Linked DNA regions of Mus musculus: region 2 is linked to region 1. Evidence: chromatin loops called from intact Hi-C (ENCODE). Cell type or tissue: heart. All regions are shown on one strand.

The links. A loop is a pair of places that touch in the nucleus more often than their neighbours do. Peaks named below come from ENCODE experiments on the same cell type or tissue, not always from the same donor. Only the 100,000 strongest peaks of a DNase experiment are listed, where the experiment ranks them.
Region 2: it touches region 1 in a loop (8-fold over the local background); 8 of 42 quality-filtered maps call a loop at or near these places.

The regions. Positions count from the first base shown.
Region 1 is chr8:22,946,762-22,954,761 of GRCm38, forward strand. No RefSeq gene overlaps it. Among named protein-coding and RNA genes, the nearest start is that of Ank1, 24 kb to the right of the region's middle. In heart, a CTCF peak has its summit at 4,182 (motif pointing right); no DNase peak of the experiment used is centred here.
Region 2 is chr8:23,105,655-23,113,654 of GRCm38, forward strand. Ank1 (ankyrin 1, erythroid) reads left to right here. Exons shown (of 44, transcript NM_001110783.3): 18 at 378-476; 19 at 2,228-2,326; 20 at 2,522-2,620; 21 at 3,594-3,686; 22 at 4,003-4,075; 23 at 4,693-4,716; 24 at 5,706-5,802; 25 at 6,156-6,234. Among named protein-coding and RNA genes, the nearest start is that of Mir486, 33 kb to the right of the region's middle. In heart, CTCF peaks have their summits at 1,039 and 3,803 (motif pointing left); a DNase peak (open chromatin) is centred at 3,807; H3K27ac peaks cover 200 bases; H3K27me3 peaks cover 1,976 bases.

The DNA.
Region 1 (8,000 bases):
TGTGAGCCACCTTGTGAGTGGGTGCTAGGAATCAAACCTGAGTCCTCTGGAAGAGCAGGCAGCTTGTTCTTAGCATCTGAGCCAACTCTACAGCAGTGCCCACCCCCATGTCTTTCTTAATTAAGCCTTTTCAATTGCAAATAAAGTATATATAGAAAAAAATCCAAACCATGTATAGCCATGTATAAAGTATCTGTGAAGATAAATTAGGTTTTCAAACAAGAATAGCCTAGTAGTTCTCCACCTTGACCTGGAAGACCCCCTTTTCATCCCAGCCTTCCCTACCAACCAAAGGTAGTTGCAGACACATAGGCACATATGCACTATTTCATAACCTTGTGCAGTCACAGTCACCATAGTTTTGCTTTATTGTACTGTTTTGAACTTTATAGATGATATCATATACATGTTTGCATGTGGCATCCCTCAACTCTTAAAGAGATTTAAGGTGTGTGATGCCTCTGTAGCTCACTGCTCTCATGGTGCAATATTTTATCCCATGACTACACAAAAATGTATATATTCTAAAGTTAACCAATATTTAGGCTCTTTCCTGTTAGGTTATTACAAATGATACTGCTCTATTTAACCCTACTTGGATCCCCTGCTGCACAATTGTAGACATAACAGGTATATTTCTAAAAGCTTCAAACTCCAAGTAAGTTCTTGACATCTACAGCAGAGAGTGTTGAATGCTGGCTTTGAAGACTCAGGGTTGGGTTTGCCTCCTGAACTCCCAGCACAGCTGGAAGACACCCCTTGTCTATATTATTAGCCATCCAGAGTGCATGAACTCAGGAGTGTGAGAGACCTGCTTAGCTCACAGGCTACAAAGCTAAGTGTGCCCAGCAGAGGCTAATGGTGTGCAAGGAAGAGAGTCTCCTAAAGGGAAGACAGAACTAGGGGAGAGCTGCCATTTGACTGGCCTAAAATCTTCCAGTTTTACCTCACACAATCCATACTCCCTCTCTCAGACTCTCCCTACTCGGAGGTTATTTTGTATCTCTTATCATTTCTAACAGCATCATGGTTTGGTTTACATAGTTAGATCTTTAACACGGAAATTAATCTTGCTCATGATCTATGATGTGGCCAGCTTTACTTTTCCCATGCATATACACAGTTCCCAGAACATTTATTCATTTTTCACTGTGAAACATGTCCATATGTATCTTAGTCAATTTCTGGAATATCTAGTTTGTCATTGATCTATATGTGTACCTTGTCTTAAGTGTAGCTCTTAAATCTTCATATTACATCAAACAGGACTTCCTATTTTTCTTCTTCAGGGTGATAGATTCTTCTAGGTTTGCCATATATGCTCATCGTTTTATAATTAGCTTCTCAGACTGTTAGACGATCCTGTCGGGATTTTGTGATTACATTTATCCTAACAATAGTTTGATGACATTGTGACAGGATTGATTCTTCCACTCACTGAGAATGTTGGCCCTGAAGATAGCTTTGATTTTCACCACTATTTTTTGTCAACTTCTGTGTGGAATCTCTGAATCTTATCTTTTGTGGCATAACTGGGTTAGACCTTACTTAGCCCAGTGGTAAAAGAAGTGGTGGAGACAGGCCTGGCTCAGCTGTGTGAAAGAACCCATCTGGTTCCCAGCTTCCCAGGAGTTTGAGTTCAGCAATTTTTCTCCTGGCTTTTTTTCTCCTAGGATCTGTTGGTATAGCCAAAATACTGCTACTATTTTTCTAATTAAATTTTTAAATTTTTATTATTACATTTTATTTTTTCTCACTCCTCTGTCTATCTCTGTCTCTGTCTCTCTGTCACTGTCTCTCTGTCTCTCTGTGTGTGTGTGTGTGTGTACCTGCTAAGCCCTCTTGCCAACCTCCACTTTTCTAATTGTAAACCAGTAGTATATGGGAATACAATGTATGTGTGAAATATGATTATACACACATGCTCTGATGGCTAGTCTTGGAGGTCAACTTGACACACTCAGGAAGAAGGAGCCTTGGTTGAACAATTGCCTCTGTCAGATTGGCCTGTGGGCAAGCCTGTGCAGTTTTCTTGGTTGCTAACTGATGTAGCAGAGCCTAACCCACTGGGGACAGTGCCACCTCTGGGCATATGGGCCTGGGCTGTGTAAGAAAGAGCTGAATGGAATATTGTATTCTATGGTAGCACATGATAATCTCAGTGGTAGAAGATGAATGAAGTTGAAGCATCTCTACATCATACTGATGATTAATCTTAGCTATGGAGCAGTTAAAAATACATGTTCTAAGTTCTAGGGTAAATAGGTAAAATATAAATGAATGCAGACAGGGTACCTAATTTCCAAGTAATGGGGATATAAAATGATAAAATGTAACTATGAAGTCCAAAATAAGGAAACATGAGAGACCAAGCCAAGTAGTTGAAAATTCATAATAAGCATAGGTGTAAATACACCAATAATTAATTTATTTGTAAATGGACTAGAACTTCCGTTGAAAAGCTACAGGTAACTAGGGAAAGAAACCCTAAAAGAATACTAGATGCTGTTTGAAAACAAGGCAATAAAATCTTTTAAAAACTCCAAAATGTTGAGGAACAAAACTATATTGGAAGATTACTAATGAAGGGAATTTGACACAGCTACGTCAATCTGAGACAAGACAGTTTATGGCAAAGAAGCACTATTAAGATAAAGATACTACTTAATAATGGTAAAAGTTTTACTTTGTGAAGAAGATATGGAAATCTAAACTCATATAATTCTATTAACATAAGTCCAAAATATACTACACAAAATTACAAAGAAGTGTAGTGAAAGAAAAAAAATACCCATAGTCACAGTGATAGGTCGGTTTGTCTGTTTAGTGATTTTTAGTGGTTGCAGTTTAAGGTTCCTAGAATTCAAACCTAAGTTCAAAGCCCCGCCCCCACACATGTGCAACCTCTCTTCCTTGACACCTCCCACCATAACTGATGGATCTACAGCCAGCACAGACCATCACACTGAGTCTATGCCCTGTGCGGTTCACAGTTCATAACTGCGTGTATCCAGCGTTCTATCATACACACCAGTCTCAGCACCTCCCAGTGTCTTCTCCGCGCTAATTCCTAGTAGTCGCTCTTTTCTTCAGTAACCCCACAGTTGGTTTGTTTTTCTAGAAAGTCATCTACTTGGAATCTCATGTGGTCCTTTCAGGAGGATTTCTTTCAGGTACTATGTTCCTAACTCCTGTCATGACTTTTCATGGTTAGAGAGCCTTATTCTTTTAGGGAAAATGACCTTCCGCAGTCTGGATGCTCACAGTTTACCTGTCACACCTGGAGGAGGTAGGTGGCCCCTTGTTCCTCCCAGTGTTTACAGCTGACAGTAGTCTGGATGCTCACAGTTTACCTGTCACACCTGGAGGAGGTAGGTGGCCCTTGTTCCTCCCAGTGTTTACAGCTGCTCTAAAGATCCCTTTGCATGCTTTCATGGACATGCATTTTTAATCTTTGAGTCCATATCGAGGGGAGAAGCTGATGGTGTTTTATAGTAAGAGAACATATGAGCTTGATGTATTTCTGGGTCCTTACATCATATTGACTGCTTTTGTGGAAGATAAACTTGTAAGGAATTTGGAGGAGGCTGCCAAGCTGTTTTCTAAGCTGGCTGTGCTCCTGTGGTCCACATCCCCAGCAACACTTGTGTTGCCCAGACATAGTGAGTGTGCAGTGGTGCCTTGCTGTCCTAACTGGAGTCTCCAATGGCGGAGGCTATCTATGGTGTGCTCTTCCGTAGGATTATTGTATCTTCTGTGCCTTGCTGTCCTAACTGGAGTCTCCAATGGCAGAGGCTGTGATGCCCTCTTCCATAGGATTATTGCATCTTCTGTGATGCCTGTCTATGTCTCTTGCTCATATTAAAATTTGCTTTGTTGTTTGTATTTTGTTTGTTTTTTAATCAAGTTTTAAGCACCTTTTGCATACTTGATGCTCATAGATTACTTAAGGGTGACCGGCCCTTACCAGATATGTTTTGGTTGTTTGACTTCCTAAGACAAAGTCTGAAGTAGCACAGACATGCTGCATACTGGAGGCTACCCTGGGGTTCTTGGTCCTGATGTGCAGTAGGCACAGGCATGGTAAGTCTGTGTTGTTGTTGTTGTTGCTGCTGCTGACATCTTATTTACTGTTATGGGTGTTTTTGCCTGCATGTGCCTGTGTGTGCAGGGCCAGTGGAGACCAGATGAGGGCATCAGATCCTCTGAAACTAGAATTCCAAATGGTTGGTGCTGGGGAGAGAACGCGGGTGACTTCTGAGCCATGTCTCCTGCCCCTCCCATGCTCTCCTCGGATGTTGTCTCTAAGTCTGTGGCTTGTCCTCTTAGTCTCTCAATGCTGACTTGCAAAGGAAACACGTTTATTTTAATCAGGTCCATGATTATAAAAATATTTGTTATAAATAAAGTTATAAGGATAAAGGGCTTATGATTTCATGATTTCAGAGACTCCCACCATGATCATCTGGCCCTGTTTTGTTTTGTGTTTGTGGCAAGGTAGCAACTCACATCATTATGACAATTGTATGACGGGCTAAGGTTGCTCGCCTCATGGCAACTGGAAGCAAAGAAGGAAAGGAAGTGTCTGGGGCACCAACATTATCTTCAAAAGCCCCCACAGTGACCCAACTTCCTGGAAGTAGGCCCACCCTTTGAAGGTTTTGTTACCTCTCAGGATCACCTCAGGTTGACAGCTAAGACTTTAGCACATAGTCCTTCTGGAGGGAGGGCTCATATTACTTACTGCACTCTGCTGTGTCAAAATACTTGATGAAAGGGGAGCAAGGAAGGAACAGGTTCTGTCCGCTCAGTTGGGAGGCAGGGAACACATGATAATGAGCACCCCTAGCTGTGGCAGCTGTAAACAGCTGGTCACTGTGTCTGCAGCCAGGGAAGGACACTATACACAGTTCATTTCTCTCCCTTTTTAAGAAAAGTAATTGTTTTTATATAATATATTTTGATTATGAATTCCTTCCCTCATTTCCTCCCAGGTCCCTACCTACCTAACTTAATGCTCACATTCTCTCTCTCTCTCTCTCTCTCTCTCTCTCTCTCTCTCTCTCTCTCTCTTTCTTCTTCTTCTTCTTCTTCTTCTTCTTCTTCTTCTTCTTCTTCTTCTTCTTCTCCTCCTCCTCCTCCTCCTCCTCCTCCTCCTCTTCCTTCTCCTCCTCCTCCTCTCTCTCTCTCTTCTTCTTCTTCTTTTTCTTTCTTTCTCTCCCCCAACAAACAAACAAACAAACAAACTCACAGAAACAAATCTCAACATAAAAAGTCAAAACAAATAAGCAAAGGACTAATAGACAATGGCAAAACTAAATGAAATGAAACATGCAGCCTAGAAAAAAACCAAACCAAACCAAAACATGCCAACACAAAATGAATTCCTGAGCGTAGGGCCTGCCCCGGAGTGTGGATGATACACCCAGTTGAGACTCCATTGAACGAAGCTGGTTTTTCCGTTGCCAGCTGGTATCAGTATCAGATGGCTTCTTGGTTAGATGTAGGGTCCTGTACCCATTCCTCCTCTCAGTGCCGGAACCTCATCTAGCTTGAACCTCTCCAGGCCTTGTGCACGGTACCACGGTCTCTGTAAGTTCATGTGTGCACCAGTCCTGCTGTGTCTGGAAGACACTGTTTCCTTGGACTCCCCATCACCTCTGGCTCTTACAGTTTTTCTGCCTCCTCTTTCCCATAGATCCTGAGTCTACGGAGGAGTTTGATAGACATCCCACTTGGGACTGAGTGCTCCAAAGTGTCAGCTTCTTTGTGCACTGTTCAGTTACAGGTCTCTGCATGAAATTCCATCTATTGCAGAAGAAGCCCCTCTGAGGAGAGCCGAGTGAGGCATAGCCCCCCTTTTCCATCTTATGGATCAGATCACTTGTACCACGCCCGCCACTCCCCTCCAGATGACCCCCATCCACTATCCCAGCAGTGGTCCAGTGTAGTTTCCTGTTTCTGTCACTCCAGGCCAAGTACTCACGTCTGAAGATCTGGAGCGAGGTACTTCCAACAAGAGAAAACACGCAGCGTTTGTCTCTCTGGGTTTGGGTTGCCTCGCTCAATATGTTTTCCAGTTCCATTCATTTACCTGCAAAAGTCATGGTTTCATTTCTTAACACGGGAGTAGCATGGGCCACGTTTTCATTGTGTCCTCATCCGTTGAAGGACACTAGGTCGCTTCAATTTCCTAGCTACTGTGACTAGAGCAACAGTGAACATGGCTGATCTGTTGGAGTATGATGCAGGACACTTGGCATATGCCAAGGAGGGCTTGATCTGGGCAAATGGTAGATTTAGTATAGCTTTTTTGAGAATTCTCCACAGTGACTGTTGTAATGTTTCCCTGTTTATTTCTAGTTCGTTTAACTTGGGGTATTTCTGTCTTTTGGTTAGTTGGGCCAAGAGTCTGTCAATTTTGTTTGACTTCTCAAAAACAAACAAACAAACAAACAAACAAACAAACAAACAAACACAGCTCGTAGATCTGTTAATTCTTTGTACTGTTTTCTTTGTTTCTGCTTCATTGATTGAAGCTCTGGTTTTTCTTACTTCTTGCTGTTGGATGGATTTGGGTTTGGTTTGTTCCTGGTTTTCCAGTTTATCAGTTGCATTCCTAACCCTCTTGTCTGTGCTTTTTCTTAAGTTCTACTGTAGGAGCTTCAAGCTATTAGTTCTCCTCACAGGACTGCTTCCCACATGTCTCAGACATTTTTGCGGTAATGTGTTCTCATTTTCATTTAGTTCCAGGAAGTTTTAGAAAATGCTGTCTTGATTTCTCCTTTGACCCATTCAGTGTTTCGTAATGAGTTGTCTAATCTCCATGATCTTGCGTATTTACCAGAGGTGGTCAATTTTAAGGTTAGTGCATTGTGATCTGATGGGATACAAGGAGTGATTTCAGCCTTTTTGAATTTATAAATATTTATTTTGTGTCCCAGGATGTGATCTGTTTTAGAAAAGCTTCCATATGCTGCTGAGTAGAATGTATATGGTCTGGTGTTTGGATATAATAATATGTAGATATCTGCTAAGTCCATTTGATGTATGATGTCAGTTAATTCTGATAGCCCTCTGCTTATTTATTTATTTATTTTGATAACCTGTCTATTGGGATGAACCACCTACTATTAGTGGATTGGTGATAGTTGGGGTCTTTGATTCTAGTAGTAGACTTTTCATGAAGCTAGGTGTCCCTGAGTTTGGGGAATCTATGTTTAGGATAGTAACATCTTCTTGGGTAACTGTCCCCGTGATTAGAATGAAGTCCCCTTCTTTACCTCTTCTGATTATATTTAGTTTGAAATCTATTTTGTCAGATCTTAGGATCTTAACCTGCCTGGTTCCTGGTCCCATTTGACTGAGGCACTTTTGCCCATTCTTTTACTCTAAGATGTTGTCTATCTTTAAAAAACTAAGCTGTGTTTCTTGTAGGCAGAAGATCGATCCATTCAGTCAGACTGTGTCTTGTAGACAGAACGTGGATCCATTCAGCCAATCTGTGTCTTTTGATTGGAGAACAGAAGTCAGTAATATTTACGGTTATTATTTAAATGTGTGTGTTAGTTGTGAACACTGTTATTGATTTTGGGTGTTGTGATTTGTGTTCTCAGTGATATTTTGTGATTTAGTACCACAATCGCTCTGCTATGCTCACCCCTCTTTAGCCCAAAATAATGCTTCCTGTATTTTTCTTAGGTTGGGTTTGTTTACTGGGTATAATTATTTTAGGCTGTTTATGTCATTATACATTTTTCTTTTCCTTTCAATCATGGCAGATGGTTTTGCGGAATATATTAAGTTGACTGTCATAGTCTTTGAGGACTTGGAATGCTTTTCTCTAGGCTCTTCTGGCTTTCAAAGTTTCCATTGAGAAGTCAGCTGTTATTCTGATGGCTTTTCCTGTGTATGTGACTTGCACATTTTTTCCTCTTGCTGCTTTCAATACTTTTGTTGTTGTTGTTATATATACTTCATGTTTTAAGTATAATATGCTA
Region 2 (8,000 bases), 160 kb after region 1:
CCATGAACAGAAAAATAGCTGCCTGAACTTTCCCTTAAATTAGCCACCTGGCTCTTTTAAGCCCTCACCTTTCTTACTCTCTAGCCCTCCTTCTCTCTCTCCCTCCACCCTCTCTCCACATGGCCATGGCCGGCCTCTCTCTTTCTATCTTCTCTCCTTTCTCCTTGCCTTTCTACAACAAAGCTCTAAAACCATTTAAAAAAAAAATAGCCATCTGACACTCAGGAGGCCCAGGATAGGAAATTTTTTTGCTAAATAACCAGCCAGATAGCTAGATGGAGCTGCGTAGACTTGAGGAATTCAAGCCTCACTGCTCTGTTTCTGCAGACAGAAATTCTTCCCTGGCTTAAAGTTGGTGCACATCTGTTTCTTTTTAGAGTGGACTCACTCCCCTCCACCTGGTGTCACAAGAAGGCCATGTTCCAGTGGCAGACGTGCTGATCAAACATGGCGTCACCGTGGATGCTACCACCCGGGTAAGGCATGAAACCCGTGCCTGTGTCTGTAATGGATGTCTCTCTCCCTTAGCTGCATTCCCCAACACGATCCACCCAGGCATACCACCCCCCACCCCAAACCTTAGAACATCACAGAGGCATACCCTCACACCTTGAAATTGTCTCCTTCATGGAGACAAACCCTTGAGGATCAACACTGATCTGCTTCCTCCTGAGTCTGGAGACACCAGCGTTCATGATCACTATACCTGGGAGTTTTTTTAGTCTGCTAGATCTTTGAGTCTGTCATAGGAACTTGGATATTAAGTCTGGTCTCACACATGTAGAACGCATGCGAGGGAAAACACCAGGATTTCTCTGGGTTGCTTGGAAGTGCAACCCCTTTTATGCCAAGACTGTGTTGGGTGGAGTTTGACTTTCTCTCAAACGTGCCGTGGCAAAGAGCCCTGTGTCGTGGCTTAAGGGTGAGTGTATGGCAAGCACATCTGTCCCCAGTGACAGGAAGGAGTCACAAAATGAGACATCCAGAATAAGAAGGTGGCAGTCCAGAGGGAGAACAGAGCACCTCCAGCTGGTGGGATAAGGAACTGCATGGAAAAGAAGTACTGGTTCCTTTTGTTTCGGGATACAGGGCTGAGGATGTAACTCATGTAGAGTTTGCCTAGCTGTGTACAAGGCCCTCAGTTCCGTCCCCAGTGCTGAAAAAGAAAAACAACCCCCAAGAAAGGAACAGAGTAACGCCAGCAGCACCATGCACACATGCACCCCAGTTCCAGAGATGCACTACTACGATGTTGTACTGAAGACACCCCAAGAACTGCCTACAGCTTCAGCCAAGATCTCTTTAAAGCCCAAGGGCGTCCTGGACCTAGTTCAGAATTTGGGGGGTTCTTCCTGAAAGGATCCCGTTCTAGAGGTTAGAGCTGCCTCATAGATTACGAAGCCATCCCAGGACACAAAGGTCTGACCCATAGGGTCTGTGTTAAGAAGGTCTCTGGAATCTTCAGCTGGCTCCCTAGGGTCATACATGACCAAAGAGGGCCTGGCTTATCAGCCATTTGGGCAGGACACCAAGTAATCCAAGGGAGCAGAGCAGAGTCTGAACACGGAGGACGTGGAGCTGGCATGTGAGAGACCTGGGTTCATCCCTACCAAAGATAAACAAACGAAAATCAATAGGAAATTAGCACTGAGCCCATAGTCACACAGACAACCATGACCCATCACTTTAGATCACGGTCAGTCCCTACAAACTCTAGTAACTCAGCCATCACTTGTATGCTTACAGTGAGGCTCCGCCCCTCTTGTAGATGAGACAAGTCTGCTGCTGTTGAATATTGGCACGGCAGTACATGGCTGTCTGTCCGTCTAGTGCTCCTCTGAGCATAGACCAGTGTGTTACCCTCTCCTTCTAAAAAGAATGCTTCTTAGATCCCAGTACAACTCTCTCCAATCCCAGCCTCTCTAAGAGCTGCGCCGGACGTCGGTCCCCACTCTGTCTTCTCTCTGCTTCACATCAACTGCCCTTGCTCATCTCCCAGGCTATCAACTTTCCACCCAGCCCCTTCTTCCAGGTTCACGTCAGCCTCCACTTGTCTGCCGCCAAATCCTGCCCCTTCTCTAAGCAGCATCGGTGACATGTCTCATGGTAGCCCTCGCCCTTCCCCGACGGCTTCCTCCCCTCCCTTAGATGGTTGCTTCTGTAAGGATTCCATTTAAGAATGGCTCTGATGGAGCCTTGCCACCTACACCCATTTCTTGCCTTTCAGATGGGTTACACCCCGCTCCATGTGGCCAGTCATTATGGAAACATCAAGCTGGTGAAGTTCTTGCTACAGCACCAGGCAGATGTCAATGCCAAGACCAAGGTACCTTACACCCCTGGGCACTCACTTAGGAATCAGCCAGAGCCACTCAAGACCCCACCTCAGTCCTAAGTTTTGAAAAAAGGAAATGGGGTGGGGGGGGGAGCAGGAGGGATAGTAGATGGACTTTGGAGTTTGCATGCAGTTCTTTCCAGCAACTCTTAACCAACCCTGTCAAATGCCTGCCTCCCTTCGTAGCTAGGATACAGCCCCTTGCACCAGGCAGCTCAACAAGGACACACAGACATTGTGACATTGCTCCTGAAGAATGGTGCTTCTCCAAATGAGGTCAGCTCGGTGAGTACCTACCCGGTCCCGTTTGAGACAGATCAAGGGGCAATGCCAAGACCAAGGTACCTTACACCCAGCTCCCAGGCTAACATCTCCTGGGCGCTCACTTAGGAATCAACCAGAGCAACTCTGAGGCCCTGCCTCAGTCCTGAGCTTTGAAAAAAGGAAACAGGGGGTAGGGACAACCTAACTACATAGGTTGTTGACAGTCTTGGGTCTGCACAGAGCTGTGTGCCTTGCATATTCCAGGCTTAGACACTGGAGTGATCGTAGAATAGTGTTCCCAGCACCATGCCTCCTCTCCTCTGGCTCGTACCTATTTCTGCTGACACACCCTCTGGTGTGTTTGAAGCTGCCTTCACTATGACAGGAGTAGGCAAATTTAAGTGCTTTGGGCCTGCCTCAAAGACACCCCTAGCAGCCTTGGTGATTTCAGGATGCATTTCCTGCTCTCCTTGCGGGGGTGTGTAGGGTTACCTTGCAAGGCTGTTCCCAGCTTGGAAGGCTGTAGAGCCTTGCCTGTAGAAGTGTTTGCTGAGGGTCTGCACAGGGCTGAAGCCACGTGGACTCCAGGTCACATTCTGCAAGCAGAGAAGGATTTCACAGAGAACAAAAGCTTCGGCACTGTGCAATTTTCCCTGAGCTCTTCTGCCAGCTGGATCCTGGGGTTTCCTTACTGGCTCCTCCCCGAAGTGCTTGCCTGCCCTGGGAGCGGGGGCAGGTGGCAGCGGGGAGGGTGCCTTGTTCTCATGCCAAGGCCATATACCCAACACCTAGGGCTTACAGTTTGTCCTATTCTCCTTCCTGCCTTGTCCCATCTCTGTGGCCCCAAGGATCACATACTTATGCATACCTCTTCTTGGCTCCAAGGGCCAGTCTGTCTTTGTGGGCGCTTGTGAAGAATCCAAGGGTACTGGATCTGTGCTCAGGAGACAGACTCTCCTCTCTGACTCTCTCTCTTGTCTCTCCTTTGTCCTAGAACGGAACCACACCTCTGGCAATAGCCAAACGTTTGGGCTACATCTCTGTAACAGACGTGCTCAAGGTGGTCACAGATGAAACCAGTGTGGTGGTAGGTCTCCACCCCCTACCCCAGCTGTGGCCATGGGCCCTGAGGGTTACTGCCCAAAGTCAATGCCTCCCGCCTGGTAGGCACTGTTTAGCTACAGGTGGGGCATACTGCCACCTAGTGACCAAAGAATTGAATGGGCGAGGAAACGGGAAGTCTGGGCATGAGCTTCCAGATCAAATGCCTCCTGGGCCTGGCTTTCTTTGGCAACATATCTTTTCTATCACCTTTCCTGGCTGCTCATTTGGGGCAGTAGCAGGACAGAAACAAGTGTGCCTGGCTCCTTATGGGTCCCAGCCCCCGCCCTTTCTCTTTTCAGTTAGTCAGTGACAAACACCGGATGAGCTACCCTGAGACGGTGGACGAGATCCTGGACGTGTCTGAAGATGAAGGTAAAATCTTTGTGGATGAACTCAGGCTCCATTCTCTCAAGCATCCCTCAGAGCCCCTCAAACCTATCTAGCCTAAACATACAAGTATACAATGTAGCTAGGGAGACCCACTTCTTACAGACATTGCCTATTGACAAAATAACTCCTTTCAGATGATCTCGAGTCTTCATGGGCAAGTTAGTTGGTAGGTTTGATACAATTGCATTTGATCAAGAGCTGGCAACAGCTGCAGCAACATCTGGCTGCTGTTCTCCTTGAGCTTCAGTAACTAATAAGGCAGGTTTTTAAGACTGAGAACGCATACTGGTCAGCTGCCCTTCTGACCTAGTGGGGCAGAAAGTTTGAAGTCTTCTCCATTACCATTGGGTGATGGGTGATTAAGGTTTCAACTTTGTGATCTCCAGAGTATCTTTCACCTCCTTTCTCCCCACTCCCAAGTAAGCCCCAAATCAAGGGAACCCAGGATAGCGAGGATGGGCTTGATCTGTGGCCCCCTCTGTCTAGAATTTGGTGGTGGTATGACGGTCAGCTAGACAGTTCTAATGCCCCCTTCTTAATAACGTGCCTCTCACTATACTGGGTCTGATGCTTCAACTTGGCTCTTCTTTGCCTTCCAGGAACTGCTCACATATCTATAATGGGTATGAAATGCTTTCTGTTCCCTGTGGTCTTTCTCACCAGAGCACATCCCACCATAAGCACACAAGTTCCTCACTAACCCATGCCTGCTTCTCATCCTCCGAGGCCCGGCCCCACGCAGGGCCCAGAGCTGACTAAAACAGGATCGCACACCATGAAACCACCCCTGTATCTGTGTTCATGCCTCTGTGTTTGTGCTCATCCTGCATGAACAGTTCTATGTCCATCTTGTTGGCTCCCGGTCACAGGGACAGGGCTGCAGATCACCAGGGCCAGGGCTCCGGATGCAGTGGGAGAGCCAGGACGGGGCCCAGGGCCCAAACCACTGCTCTTAGTCAGGCCAAGAAGGGAAGGAAGGGGTGTGCAGGTTGCCAATTTAGGTGCGACTACAAACAATAAATCCAGAAGGAGGAATTTACAAGGTATAGAAGTAGGAATGGAAATAAAGGGAGGAACAGATCTGAGTCCTGTGCTGTTTGCCTCTCTGTAATTGCAGATTGGAATGATCTATAACCTAGGCAGGGTGTGTAGTTCATGCTTCTGATCCCAGCATTCAGGAAGTAGAAACAGGAGATCTTTGAGTTCAAAGCTAGCCTGGTCTATAAAGAAGTGCCAGAAGGGGGCTAGGAGGGGGAGAAAATAATTATCTGTAGCTGTGACTCTTTTTGTGGCAACGCTTTACACTCTGAAAGAGCTATTGTGTAAGGGTGAACTCAGCCAACAACAACAACAACAACAAAAAAAACCTTTCTGGCTTTGTTGTTTTTCTTTCCTGCAAAACAGAGGAACTAGGAACTGGCCACCCTGGGTTTTAGGGTTGGAAGAACAGGACTGGGGATAGCCATGTCTAACAGGCCCTTGGGGCACCAAAACCAAAAGTGCCCTCCACTTTTGAGGAGATATTGAGAGGTGGATTGGGAGAGGTGCTTTTCGAGAGCAAGAGAGATTTCCTGTCTCCAGCCTGCCCCTCACTCAAGCTCCTGGGTTTCAGGTGACGAACTTGTCGGCTCGAAGGCTGAAAGGCGGGACTCCCGGGATGTGGGTGAGGAGAAAGAGCTGTTGGATTTTGTGCCGAAGCTAGACCAAGTGTAAGATGGGCTCAGTCGGGGTGGGAGGATCAGGCTGTGGATGGCCAGGTGCAGCTCTGGGACTCGGAGTAGAAATGTAGGTGAAAGTCAGGCCCCCTGGGGGTCATTGGGATGGAGGGGTTTAGGCAAAAGCCAGTCCTGGGTGTGACTAGGGAGGGAGAGACAGATGTGCAGGGGGACATGGGTCAGCTTGTAGATCAGGGAGTCGTTTTGTCACCTGAGATGATGTAAGGGGTGAGTGAGTCAGGTCATTACAAGTGTGCTGAAGCCTGTCACTCAGGTGTCTTAGGAATGACGTCAGGGTCCGCTTCAAATGTTCTGCTCTTTGACTGTCTCATTTTCCTGCTTCATAGGGTGGAGTCTCCAGCCATCCCAAGGATCCCTTGTGTCACACCTGAGACCGTTGTGATCCGATCTGAAGATCAGGAACAAGTAAGGAGAGCCTTGGCTCCTCCCGCCGCAGGGGGAACGAGGACATTCCATGATTGCGTTTGTATGACCCAGGGACAGTAGGAGCTAAAGTATAAAAGATCATGACATGTACAGAACAGGTTCAGACCCATGATTCTGTGCGTCCCGTAGAACTCAATGCAGTTGATGTACCCATTGTTTCTACTGTGAGTTCTGGGAGCAAGGGGACTCAGGGTGAGGGAAACACTATCATAGCATGCAGTGATGCAGGGAGATGCTCAGGCCATGCAGTTGCAGGACCAGGAAGGAAGCCTTCCCTGTGTGGTGCAGCCTGGGCAATGAGGCTGACATGTCAGCTTCCTCTCTCTCTCTTTCTCGATGGGATGGCTGTGCCTTCCTTTCCTCATCACCCCCCAGAGACCCCAACACTGACAGAGGGGTACCAGAGCACTGCTCTCGGTAGAACTTGTGTTCATGACAGAACCCTGGTCAGTGCCTTCATAGCATTCCACCTGAATTCGTCCAGAAGGTTAGAGATAGTGGGTGAGAATATGTTCTTACAGTCCAATCTCCTCCGACAAAGATTAGACCATTGGCACTTTCTCCAGAGCAGGAACATTTCTCGGGAGAGGAGAGGGTTGATGTGATGGTGGTGTTGAAGGTTGGCCATGTCTGCCCTGAGGTCTGACAAGGTGGGCTGAATCCCCTCCCTGAGCACACGAAGGAATATGAGTCCCAAGACAGTACCGAGATCTGAGTCTGAAACTATGCTAGGGAATCACTACAATACAGCACTGGTGTTGCTGCACGTTGGAGAGATAATCAGATGGGGTCCTGGCCCTACTGTGACATTACCCCTGGATGTTGTCAAAGCCTCATGAACAAGCCCAGGGCACTAGCAGTGAGTCTTGCTCTGTAGCCATCCCACTCCTCAGTCTCCCCTGCTCCCCACCACTGGAGAGAACACAGGGGTTGGTACATGCTAAGCAGAGCCCCCACATCTCTTCCCAACTATTTGCTTAAGTCATAAACCTACTCAGAGGTGTACAGTGCATTTGTACTGAGTGCCTACCCTGGGCTCCAGATAAGGGCTGGGTTCAGTTGTCCCCTGTGAGCTGCTATCCGCTCTGCGTGTGGACTGAGACACACGGGGTCTTGTGAGGCAATGAATAAGCTCCTTATGTCGATGAGGAATGGGAAACTCCACAGAGCCTGACGGGTCAGTTCACCTCACAGACCCCTCACACATACAGACCATAGGGCAAGTAGCCATAAGGTGATGATGCAGGAGGGGAAAGGGCAGGGAATGCAGGAGGGGAGGGTGGGCAGGTGAGTGGGATGTCTGTCAGGCAGAGGATGGTAGAGCAGGGAGAGACCCTGATGGTGAGCAGAGGCCGTGCTGCTTTAGGGGTCAGAGTTCATTTCATGGAAGCAGTTCCTTCCACTGAGCTCCAGGACCCAGGCGTGTTTGGATGTCCTGGGGATGTAAGATAAGAGACAGGAGACTTCACAGTCATCTATAGGATGGAACATAGGGACGCCGCCAATGGAGGAGCTAGAGAAAGTACCCAAGGAGCTGAAGGGGTCTGCAACCCTATAGGTGGAACAACAATATGAACTAACCAGTACCCCCAGAGCTCGTGTCTCTAGCTGCATATGTAGCAGAAGATGGCCTAGTCGGCCATCATTGGGAAAAGAGGCCCCTTGGTCTTGCAAACTTTACAGGGGAACTCCAGGGCCAAGAAGTGGGAGTGGGTAGGTAGGAAAGCAGGGCGGGGGGAGGGTAT